Regions from separate parts of the Homo sapiens genome. Here region 1 is linked to region 2. Evidence: chromatin contacts called from ENCODE Hi-C data. All regions are on one chromosome and are shown on one strand. Each heading gives the region's core, a stretch centred on a gene start or an enhancer-like site at or near the end of the contact. The rest is flanking DNA. Distances are from core to core; before and after follow the strand shown. Region 1 holds the start of LRPPRC (leucine rich pentatricopeptide repeat containing). Region 2 holds the start of ATL2 (atlastin GTPase 2).

Evidence for each region. Hi-C counts contacts between places; a loop is a spot of excess contacts on that map. Pooled maps may share reads with other maps.
Region 1: a map of CD8-positive, alpha-beta T cell shows a loop between it and region 2 (12-fold over the local background). The contact joins the promoter of LRPPRC here to the promoter of ATL2 in region 2. A Hi-C loop is called at or near these places in 2 of 168 maps with a recorded cell type or tissue (CD8-positive, alpha-beta T cell and naive thymus-derived CD4-positive, alpha-beta T cell) and 6 of 50 pooled maps.

The regions. Positions count from the first base shown.
Region 1 is chr2:43,992,806-43,998,705 of GRCh38, reverse strand. LRPPRC (leucine rich pentatricopeptide repeat containing) reads left to right here and starts at 2,717. Exons shown (of 38, transcript NM_133259.4): 1 at 2,717-2,907. The coding sequence starts at 2,759. RefSeq lists enhancers at 2,440-2,719, 2,515-3,166 and a silencer at 2,820-3,139.
Region 2 is chr2:38,373,865-38,379,946 of GRCh38, reverse strand. ATL2 (atlastin GTPase 2) reads left to right here and starts at 2,674. Exons shown (of 13, transcript NM_001135673.4): 1 at 2,674-2,804. The coding sequence starts at 2,687. RefSeq lists silencers at 2,255-2,304, 2,375-2,534, 2,755-3,254 and enhancers at 2,505-2,754, 2,581-3,080, 3,081-3,582.

The sequences.
Region 1 (5,900 bases), core at 1,468-3,967, 5.6 Mb before region 2:
TGGTTCATGCGTGTAATCTTAGCTACTTGGGAGGCTAAGGCATGAGAATCGCGTGGACCCGGGGAGGCAGAGGTTGCTGTGAGCCTAGATTGTGCCACTGCACTTAAAAAAAAAAAAAAAAAGCAAAAGGGTGTGGTGGCATGCACCTGTAGTCCCACTTCCTTGGGAGGCCAGGGTAGGAGGATTGCTTGAGCCCAGGAGTTCAAGGCTGTAGTGTGTCATAATTGCACCTGTGAATAGACACTGCACTCTAGCCTGGGCAACACAGCAAGACTCCATCTCTTTAAAAGCAACACACCAAACTATCCAATGGTTTCTCATCTCATTCTAAGTAAAAGTCTTCAGTCTAAATAAAAGTCAGTCTTCACGGCCACCTACAACACCCTGTTTGATATGGCCTCCAACTACCTCTCTGACCTCCAGGCCCCTCTCCACCCCCTGCTCCTTCCTCTACTCCTACCCCCTGCTCTCTACCCCCTGCTCTTTTCTCTCATCCACACAGTCCTCCTCCTTAAAGTTCTCTGAATAGGCTACACCTATTATTGCCTCTGGGTTTTGGTGTTTGCTGTTCTCTAAGCCTTAACCACTCTTTTTTTTTTTCTCCTTCCAGAAAATTCTCCTGGCTTCCTCCTTTCCTTCCTTCAGGTTTCTGTTCAACGTTTTTCCTATTTAAAATATCAACTCTCCGGGCGTCGTGGCTCATGTCTGTAATCCCAGCACTTTGGGAGACGAGGCAGGCAGATTGCTTGAGGCCATGAGTTTGAGACCAGCCTGGGCAACACGGCAAAAACCCGTATCTACTAAAAATACAAAAATTAGCCAGGGCTTGGGCCTGTAATCCCGGCTACTCAGGAGGCTGAGGTGGGAGGATCGCTTGAGCCCAGACGTCGAGGCTGCAGTGAGCCAAGATCGTGCCATTGCTCTCCAGCCTGGGTGACAGAGCAAGACCCTGTCTTGAGAAAAAAAAAAAAAAAGCAACTCCCCCCATGACACCCTCAATCCCTTTACCCTGGCGTATTTTGCATCACAGTTCTTTTTGTCTTCCCAAATTAAACTTTAAAGAGCTTAATTAGAATCTAGGGTTGGTTTGTTTTGTTCTCTGCTGTATTCCTAGGATTTCAAATAGTGTATGGCACTGGATATGTATTCAATAAATACGTGTTGAATAGGTGAATAACTTGTATTCCCAGTGCTCAGTAATATAACCCAGAGTCAATCAATTCACCTTGTTTCTTTTGGGGGCTTGGAGCGGGTGTCTTCGTTCCCTCATCTCTCAAAGGAGAGGTGAGCTAGGTCATCTCAAAATAGACATTAATTTAACACATATTTAATGAGACCTACTGTGTGTCTGGCACTGGGTAGGTGTATGGCCTACAATAAGAGATCACAGTCCCTACTGATAAGGAGTTCGTGGGATTAACTGATAAGGAGTCCAGTGGGATAAACAGTCACTTCGGAAATGACCGTGGGAGGGCTTCCAGAGGAAATACCCGCCGCGTTTGCCTCGTGATAGGTAGGGGACAGGCAGGTGTAGAGGGAGTGGAAGGCTGTTCTCAGCTTCCCACGTGTGCACAGGGAACCGATCCAGTCTGTAAGCCCTGTGAAGGCAGCGACGTGGTTTTTTTGTTTTGTTTTAGACAGAGTCTCGCTGTGTCACCCAGGCTGGAGTGCAATGGCGCCATCTTGGCTCACTGCAACCTCCACCTCTCGGGTTCAAGCAATTCTCCTGCCTCAGCCTCCCGAGTAGCTGAGATTACAGGCGCCCGCCACCACGCCCGGCTAATTTTTTGTATTTTTAGTACAGATGGGGTTTCACCATGTTGGCCAGGCTGGTCTCCAACTCCTGACCTCAGGTGATCCACCCGCCTCGGCCTTCCAAAGTGATGGGATTACAGGCGTGAGCCACTTCGCCAGCGATGGGTTTAACTTGCCAGTTTTCTCCCCATATTTGGCTGGAGACTCTTAATTACATTGTTCTTTTACTTCTCACATGTATATGTGCATTTACTGAAGGGAGAGGCGCGGTAGGGGTGGAGGGTTGGGGAAGAGAGTCAGTTCAATTCCAGCTTTAAAACTATAGGATTTTTGGTAGAATTCATTTATTTTCTAAAGCGAGGCCCCGCGTACGCGCTTAGGGTGGGGACCTGCGCGTTCCTTTACACTGTTCCCAGGCCCTGATAATCCACATCCTATCATGTTGAACCTGGGAGGCAAACGGCAAGGTGCAAAAGACCTCCACGGTTTCTCCGGCCCGCGTTTCTGAGAGTGAAGGGCCGTTCCTATTGGACATGGCGTCAGGGCTGAACGTTAGCAGCAACATCTGCACTCGGGGGCGGGGGAAACCTTCCCACGTCCTGGGATCTTCATAGTCGGCTCTCCTCGAGAGTTCTCGGTATTTTTACTAGTTGGCCTCCCACAAGCCTCTGCGCCAACCTGGGAGGAGTTGACCTCTTGCGGCTCTACCAACAGAGGAGTGCAGGGGTGCAGCGAATGAACACGATGCCCAGATCGGAGACGGAAGACGGAAAAGAAAAGCTTCGATAATGAATCAAGCAACATCGTTTATGTAAATATTACATTGGGTCTTCTGTCCTCGGAGAAGTGCGGTTTTCCATCTTCCAACCTAAAACAATCCGTCGCTCCCCCCACATTTGGCACGCCCGGCAGTTGGTCTCTGCCGCGCCAGGCTACCCTGCGGTCACATGCTCCTCCTGTCCTTCTGGCGGAGCGTGCTTCCCGCTGCGGGGACGTTCGAGCAATGGCAGCCCTGCTGAGATCCGCGCGTTGGTTGCTGCGTGCCGGGGCGGCCCCGCGCCTCCCGCTCTCCCTGCGCCTCCTCCCTGGCGGCCCGGGCCGGCTGCATGCCGCCTCCTATCTGCCCGCCGCTCGCGCCGGGCCCGTGGCCGGGTGAGTGCCCAGGCCCTTTCTCCAGGCAAGCTGCGGCGCCAGGGTCCCCCGGGGTCGTGGGTGCCGGCAGGGACCGGGTCCTGCCTGTGCTCGCCACCCTTCTCCCCGCCCCAGGACCTAGCCTCCCCGGGCTCCGCACCACGCTCCCTACCAGGGGTTTTCGGGTGACAGGGTTAAGCGCCTTCAGAAGGTCACGGCTGTGGGCATGGCCTGCCTCCGGCTTGAATCCTGCCCCCGCCACTTCAGCCTGGACCTTACTGCCCTCGGGGTACCCATGGTCAACGAAGATGAGGGGGGCTTTGAAGACTGCTTTGGGAAGTCGGGTGGTGGTCTTTTCCTTACACTTGGCCAGCTTGGGTGGTGTCCCACGTGCGGTCACCGTTGGTGATCAGTAACCACCTAGCATTTAGATATTGGAAATTTAGCTTTTTGCGAGGGATGGGGCGGCGAGGAGTGGGTTGGGAGTTTGGGTGAGCCACGGATGACTTAAAGCTGGACGCTGGATTATGATCACTTTGGGCTTTTGCCTGCGTTCTCTTGAATGGAGTTTTCCTTCAGCATTTAAGAAGGTGTTGCGCGAGTTGGGCTGGAGTGCAGTGGCGCGATCTCAGCTCACTGCAACTTCCGCTTCCCGGGTTCAAGCGATTCTCCTGCCTCAGCCTCCCGAGTAGCTGGGATTACAGGTGTGCGCCACCATGCCAGGCTAACTTTTGTACTTTTAGTAGAGACTGGGTTTCACCATGTTGGCCACGCTAGTCTCGAACTCCTGACTTCAAGCGATCCTCCTGCCTCGGCCTCCCAAAGTGCTGGGATTACAGGTGTGAGCCACCGCTCCCGTCCTGTAAGTGTCTTTGAATGAATGAGCACATGCAAGGCACTCTGTTGGAATCTGGGGATGCAAAGGCAAGTTAAACTCTAAGTGGGTGTCAGATAGGCGAATAAATGCTCTCATGGTTTGAGGTTTATCAGAGATAGGTTTGGTATAGACTTTTGTAGTGGAGGGGAAAAGAAAAGTTGGTGAAAGTGTTCATTTGGTTATTAATAGTATTCTGACCACCAGAGAAGGGGAGATAGGTGCTGAGCTTTTAGCATTGGAGAAAAAATGATTTTGAAAGACTGATGCTTGTAAATTAAGGTACTTTGAGAGCTCGCGTAAGGACTGAGAGCCAGGGATCTGCAGTAGGCTGGGCCCAGACTGCAGCCTACTCCAGATTTATCTGCATTTTATCCTCAAATTATCTGCATTATGCCATTAGAGAAGTTACTTAACATCTCCAGGCCTCAGCTTCCTTAGCTATAAGGTGGGAGTAGTAGTAGTGTTAGGAATATTGCAGAATTATCTGTATTAAGCACTTAGTATAGGGCCTGATGCCTAGTAAGTGCTTTGTTGGTTACTACAGGAGTCATAATATCTACGGTTATGCGGACCTTCATGGACCAGCCTGAACACCTAATCTCGCCATAAAATTACGTGGAGGAAATAATTTATGATTTCTTAACAACTTAGTTATAATCTTTGGAATGGAGCGTACTTGTAATTTGGAGTCTGCCTATATTTTCTTATTGGGCTTGAACAGTTAACTTTCCGAAATCATGCCTCTGAGCACAGAACTATATACATCTCTTGGCTTTCAGAGTTTCTTTTGAGAAAGTTGTGCCCATTACTCTTATTTTTCTAATCCTCAGCATTTCTGTGAGGCCAGGGGAAGGTCCACATTTTCTTTTATCTTCACTGTTGCATTTGAGGAGAACTGAATAAAGAGAGAACATAGTTTAGTAGAAAGGGTGGTCTCGGTGTTCATCAGACCTGGGTTCTGTTTACTTACTGCGTAATCTCAGCCATCTTACTAACCTGTCTGTTCCTCAGTTTCATTATCTGTAAAGGCCTTTCCCCCTTATCTTTGTAAAGTTGCTTTCTTATCATTCAGATCTCAAATGTCTCTTCAGGGAAGCCTTACCTCAACACTCAATCCAAAACATGCCGGTCCCACTGTAGATTTATTCGTGGCACACCTCACTTGTCTGATATCATTACTTATTTCTCTGGTTTTTTTTTTTTTCTTTAGTAGAAGGTAAGCTATATGAGAGCAGGACTTTGTCTTGTTCACCACTGTGTGTTCAGGTGACAGCAGGCAATAAAGAAGTGATTGTTCCCTCTTTTTCCTGGACTCTGAGCACTGTATATAGTCTCCTACCCGACATCCTGTAAGCATGCCCAGATCTTGCCCACGTGAAACACAGAACCTTTCCTGGAACTCTGTTTACTCTAGAAGTTTCTCAGTCTCTTCCCTGTCCATACTTCTCTGTCCCTTTAATTTCATCACTTTTCATTCACTTTCCTATCCACTGCAGTCACACCGCTGTCAAAGGCCATTATTATCTTATTGATTTTTTTATTGTATTTTTGAAAAATTATTTCAAAAGTGCCTTGAAGAACAGTTGCAAAAATTATTCCTTAAGGTGCCTCGAGGGACAGTTGCAAAACCTGGGTGGTGGGAACAATAAACTAAAAATCACCCTTAATTATGTCAACCAGAGAGCCATTCATTGATAGCTGTCCTTCTAATGACTTATGTATGTGTAAGATGTATGTTTATTTAACTTTTTGAAAGGACCTCTTTTAATTACCAAATCCACTTTTTAGGCCTTGACCTGGCATATTACTCTGTCTTCCATTTTCCCCTTCATGAGACACTTTTCTTGGTATTGATGACACCATTTTTCTAGGTTCTCTTCTCTTTAGGATTTGTCTCATTTGCTTGATTCCTCTTGCTTCTGTTCACCTATTAAATGCTGATGTTCTTGGTAGTTTTACTCGTGGTCCTTCTGTGTTTTCTCAACATTTTCATTCTCTTTTGTGACCTTTTCCATTTTTCAGGGCATTACTTACCTATCTGATGATGTTTCTCCCAGATATGGACCATCTACTACACATCCACCTGCTTGAACTATAGGTACTTCAGAGCCAACACAGCTCAAATTGGACCCCTCCT
Region 2 (6,082 bases), core at 1,425-3,924:
TTCTCAGTACCCCGTGCTTTCCCATAGAAGAGTTATAAGACGGAATGTCTCCCTGAGAGGTGGCAAGGAAAAATTTTCCTTAGGAATCACTGACTTTTTTCCGGACAGCAAAAAATTAATTAATTAATTCTTTTTTTTTTTGAGCTGGTGGTGTTAAGCAGCAGTCTTTTTTGAATGGTATTGCTCCTTGCGGAGTAGGGCTAACTCACAGGCAGTGTACCCAGGGTCAGCCTATTTTTTTTTTTTTTTGAGATGGAGTCTCACGCTGTCATCCAGGCTGGAGTGCAATGGCACGATCTCAGCTCACGGCAACCTCCACCTCCCAGGTTCAAGTGATTCTCCCACCTCAGCCTCCCGAGTAGCTGGGATTACAGGCACCCGCCATCATGCCAAGTTAATTTTGGTATTTTTGTGGAGATGGGGTTTCACCATGTTGGCCAGGCTAGTCTTGAACTGCTGACCTCAGGTGATCGCCCCACCTCGGCCTCCCAAAGTGCTGGGATTACAGGCATGAGCCACCACACCCAGCCTTTTTTTTTTTTTTTTAAATAAGCGTTTGACCTCTCTTGATTCAGGCATAGTAACCACAGATGGGGGAGAGAGTGGGTTTGGGAGCCAAGATAGGCAGAACACCAAAAAGAGAAGAACATAGGCAAGGAAAAAAAAAAGAAAAGAAAAGAGAAAAGCAAAGCAAAACACGAAACACATGGGGTAGCAGCCTAGATTAGTAGATAGAATTGAAGTCCTTAAAATCGAAGGCACAGTGAGGGAAACCATAAGGTCTTTTATTACATGTAAGATATTCAATATCTTCCAAAGGACTGCCTATACTAAGCATAGAGGGTGATTTGGCTTAGGTGAACACTGCACTTTGGTAAGGATTCAGGTAGCTTTTTGTTGTCACTGACTGTATCAACCTTAATTTAGCAAATGGCCTATGCTGTGCTGTTTGTAAATGGTTTCTTTTTTCTATGTGCCTAAGCAAATGTTTTTTAGTGAGTAAATGACAGTAAATAAATCTTTGTAGAACAATCCTCGTGAAGATTTTTTTGCCCTTCTTCTCCTCCTCCTCCTCCTTCTTCTGCTTCTGCTTCTTCTTTTTCTTCCTTTTCAATACTACGTTTTTCAGGCCAATGATAAAACAGAAAATGTCTTGACAAAGTGAGCTCTCCAAATCATATATCACAAGGACGTAAGAGGAATATCACTTAACAAGTTGATAAAGATCCTGCCATCAATATGAACGAGGGGGAAGGGTAACTGTACTTTAGATTGTGGAGGTGGTTCAAGTCCCAGAACTAGAATCTTAGTAACTCAAAGAATATTGCCAAGAACACGTATATAGTTATTCTCCTAGATTTATGTGACAATGATGACAAACTCCATATTCTGTTGAAATATATTTGGATGGGCCGGGCGCAGTGGCTCACGCCTGTAATCCCAGCACTTTGGGAGGCTGAGGCGGGTGGATCACGAGGTCAGTAGCTCAAGACCAGCCTGGCCAAGATGGTGAAATCCCGTGTCTATAAAAATACAAAAATTAGCAGGGTGTGGTGGCGGGGGACTGTAATCCCAGCTACTCCGGAGGCTGAGGCAGAGAATTGCTTGAACCCGGGAGGCGTGAGCCACCATGCCCTACCTAGAATGGTATTTTGAAAGCTTTAATAACACCAGTGCTTTTCTAGAGATTGTGCATGCTGTGAATTTTAGACTTATGAAAAGACCTGGACAAAACAGCTGTTTGTACACCCGGACATCTGTTTTTACTGGAGAAGAGGAATTTCTAATGCAGCTGGCAGTATGGTAAAAATCCAAAGGGATCATGTTTCACAGACGCCTCCACGGGCTGACTTGTAATTTAAAAAGTGACCTGAACTTTCTACTGGATGTCACTGGATCCCCAGAAGAAGGTTCATCACAATTAGGTAAGAACCTGCCACGATTCATTTTCCGATTAGAGTGCTTTCTGGCATGCCTCTGCAAGGTGCTAGGAGCACAGGGCCAGGGTATACACAGTTGAGAAGATGGGGGAAGGTCTCATAAGTAGATGGGGAGCGAATGCAAACAAACCTTAGGATGGTGGGGGGGAGGGGAAGCAACAGTAGGGACTTGGGTGAGGAAAGAAAAGATCAAGAGGAAAAGCAGGGCACTGGCAACAACTTGGGGGGTGGATGGGGAGAGAGGAGGGGAATGGCTGTGATGAGGAGGGGGCGATGAAAAGGAGAGAAGGGGTGCGAAAGCCACCTCACGTGCAGGACGCACGAATCAACGATTAGAGATGTAAAGCGAATTGGGAGGGAGGGACTTAGTTCTCTGGAGCTCCCTTCTGCGTTTGCAGAGCCTGGCCCAGCGCTAAGGGGGTGTGGTGCTGAGCTCAGGGAGGTGGGGGTGTGAGACGGCGGCGGCAGGGACACCCCCGCCCCAGTCCAACCAGAAACTTGGAGCCGGGGAGACGGATCTGCAGGCGGGCAGGGCGAGGGCGGAGCGAGCGAGCGATGGGCGGGGCGGGGGCGGAGGGAGGGCGAGGAGATACAGGCGGAGGGCGAGGAGATACAGGCGGAGGGCGAGGAGATACAGGCGGAGAGCGGCGCTAGGACCCGCCGGCCACCCCGCCGGCTCCCGGGAGGTTGATAAAGCGGCGGCGGCGTTTGACGTCAGTGGGGAGTTAATTTTAAATCGGTACAAGATGGCGGAGGGGGACGAGGCAGCGCGAGGGCAGCAACCGCACCAGGGGCTGTGGCGCCGGCGACGGACCAGCGACCCAAGCGCCGCGGTTAACCACGTCTCGTCCACGACCTCCCTAGGTACGGGCCAGCGAGGCAGAGGCCGCGGGGCCCTGATGGGGAGAGACGCTCGCTGCTCGGGCTCGCGGGCACCGGCCGCAGGCGGCGGGGTCGGAGTCCGCGGCTGGTTCAGGTCTCCTCCCGCCGCCGCGCCTGCCCGCCGGGCCTAGCCTCAGCCGCGCCCCGCGCTCCCGCAGCGCGCGGCCTGAAAGGGCGGCTCGTGGGCCGCGGCTCCAGTAGCTGCTGGGAGAACCAGTGGCGCGCGCGTCTGCGACCGGCCCGGCCCCCTGCCCGCCAGCCCGCCGCGTGGCTGCCGCCGTGTCCGCCCCGACCTTAGGGGGCGGCCTTGAGCCGTGGCCGCCTGCCCGGGGCGCGGGGAGGTCGGCTGCGGCTCCGCTCCGTCCGGCGAGCTCCGGACGCGGCGGGGCGACCCGTTAGCTGGTGGGCGTTCGCTGTCCCTTACGCGGACAGGGAGGAAGGGGTGGCCAGGGCATGATGGGCCCCGCGGAGGAGGAGGTCGCGCGGGGAGCAGACACCTTGCTGCCGGGTCCGAAAGCTCCTTAGACACCCTTCCTGGAGGGAACCGCAGTCCGCAGGCCAGGGCTCTGTCCCCGGGCTCGCGTTTCGGGGCTCCTCGGCTCCCGAACCCATTCGCGCGGGTTGTGCGTGGCTAGGGTGCAAGTCTAGATTTTCGTGTCAAACTGGGGTTATGAGCCGTTTACGAGTCACTTGGACGATAGTAAGGCCTGATCACTCTGAAAGTGTCTGTAGTGTGAAGTCACCTGATCCTTGGCTCCCTGGTTTTGCTGAATGTGAGCTCCTACTGTACGTGTACCAGGAGCGCCCCTGCCCCCTCGAAGACGCAGTTGCGTTGGCAGCGCAGTGTATCCCTCTCACTCATAACACCCCTATTTATAGGAGTTTAGCGTTTGATCTCTCACTGTGGTGCGAATTGATCGCATGAAATCCTGATTGAAAATTTTGATGGTACTTAAGAAAGGCATAAAGTTTTTTCAAAGGCTTATAAATAGTAAAAGCCTACGATTTGGTAAGTACGGCCAAGATAAGAGTTTATTATTAAATACAGATACGAGCTCGTGTCTTAAGATTTCTTTTTTTACGGTGTGTAAAGGTTTTGCTGGATAAAATGTAAAGCATTTTGGTATGATGTTAACCACAAGGACTCACTTTAATAGGAAAGTTTATTTGAAATATACTTCATCATTCCTGGTAGTTCTTGGCGCATGTCAGAGGTGATGACAGACTGGAGTTTTGCTAAGGGAAGAAGAAAAGGAAATAAAGCTTATTTTATTATTGTCTGCCAACCAAAACGCTTGACTGTTTGTACAGTGGTAGCACTCTGTAGAATAAAAAACTACCAAAGAAGCAGCTTCGCCTTAGATGTGTGCTGGTTGGATTTCTTAAGTAATTAATTGTTTTGGAATGCGGATGGATTAATTTCGCTCTTTTGGTTGGACCCTAGGGGAAGAAGTGTGTGTTCTTTTCTTTCTTTCTCTTTCTTTCTTTCCTTTTTTTGAGGTAAGAGTTTTAGATGCAGTTTCAAAATATTCTATGTATTTACCTTATTAGAAGAAACATAAATTTATACTTCAGTTATGGTTGTGAACGTTGTTGTGCTGTGGTATCTTGAGAAGAGATGATACTCTTCAGATTGTTGTTGAAATAGGGCCCACCATTTATTATTTAATAAATGCTTTTGTCTGCTACTCATAGGTTTTTGTCCTTTGTTTTTTAGGACGGATCAGCAAGACCTTCACTTGATAGCCATTCCTAGCAAATGATTGCCTAAAACAGTCCCTGTACCTGCTAATTTGCTCCGAGTCACTCATTAATGAGTTAAAAACTAAATGAGCTTGGTAGGATTTGTGTTTAAAGTGAGAAGAAACAGACTGAATGAAAAGGACTCATCTATTTTTGACTGTGTAGAAACTCTTTGTCTCCCTCTGCTTCCTGGAGAAATAGCTTCAAAAACCAAGTTGGGGTCAAGTGTCACTTGAGTAGTTTAGTGTTAGGGAGAGGCTTTGTGTTTATTCTTTTAGGAATGTAGGATCTTTAGAAAGCAAATAAGTACTCATTTTATTGGCTTTTTAAGTTGATAGGATTCTGTAGATATGATTAAATCTATTTAGTAAAGTGTTTTGAAATTCTTCGAAATTATTTAGGGAGAAGTAGCTGCCTTACAGTAAAGATATTATAGGGAAAAGAAACCCTGAGTGAAAATAAGATTATGGCCTTAAGTCGAGTGCACATAGGTGTATTTCAGGATTCGTTTTTCTGTGACTGTATTGTAACTTTAAAGTTTTGGAATATTCACAAGTATAAGTAACTTTCTTGAAATTGTTAGACCTTTTCCAAAATTAGGCTTTTTCCACAGTTGGTATTAGGCAGCTAGCTGCTAAGAGTACGGGGAGACTGATTAACTAGTTTGATAATGCTGGATGGAGTTCAACATATATTTTTTAAATTTTGGGACTTCATAGCAAGATGTATTAAAAAATTGTTGATGGTCATTTGGAAGACCTGTTTGACACACACAATTGTCAGCAAAGCTGTTTGTCAGGCCCTTAAAAAGTTAAGAGCCAGAAATGTAAGGCATAGGAGTAGAAGTTAAACTTTTTGGTAATGGTGGTTTAGAGCTTTACAGCGCAAAGATTTTCTCCAGATAGGTGCAGGGAAGCAGCTTTCTTCTTTTCTTTCTTGTTTTTAACGTGTAATGGTATTCTGATTTTGTAGACATTTTGGGTTTTCAAAGTCCAGGTGTATTATTTACTTTCTAGAAAATTTGAGAGTTATTTACTTTAAGGAATGTAGATGTGAACATAGAATAACTGAACTTGATTCCACAGTGAATTCATTACTTTAGTAGTTTTCTTCCTATCCGTTAGTCCTCCACACAGCACATGATACACAACACTCGAGGGCTTTCTCTATGGCTTTAAAAATGGATAGCAGGCTGAGTGCGGTGGCTCACGCCTGTAATCCCAGCACTTTTCGGAGGCCGAGGCAGGTGGATCACCTGAGGTCAGGAGTTCGAGACCAGCCTGACCAACATGGAGAAACCCCCTCTCTACTAAAAATGCAAAATTAGCTGGGTGTGGTGGCGCATGGCTGTAATCCCAGCTATTTAGGAGGCTGAGGCAGGAGAATCGCTTGAACCTGGGAGGTGGAGGTTGCCGTGAGCCGAGATCATGCCATTGCACTCCAGCCTGGGCAACAAGAGCGAAACTCTGTCTCCCCCATAAAAAGGATAGCAGGAAGAAAGTACCAACCTGAAAATA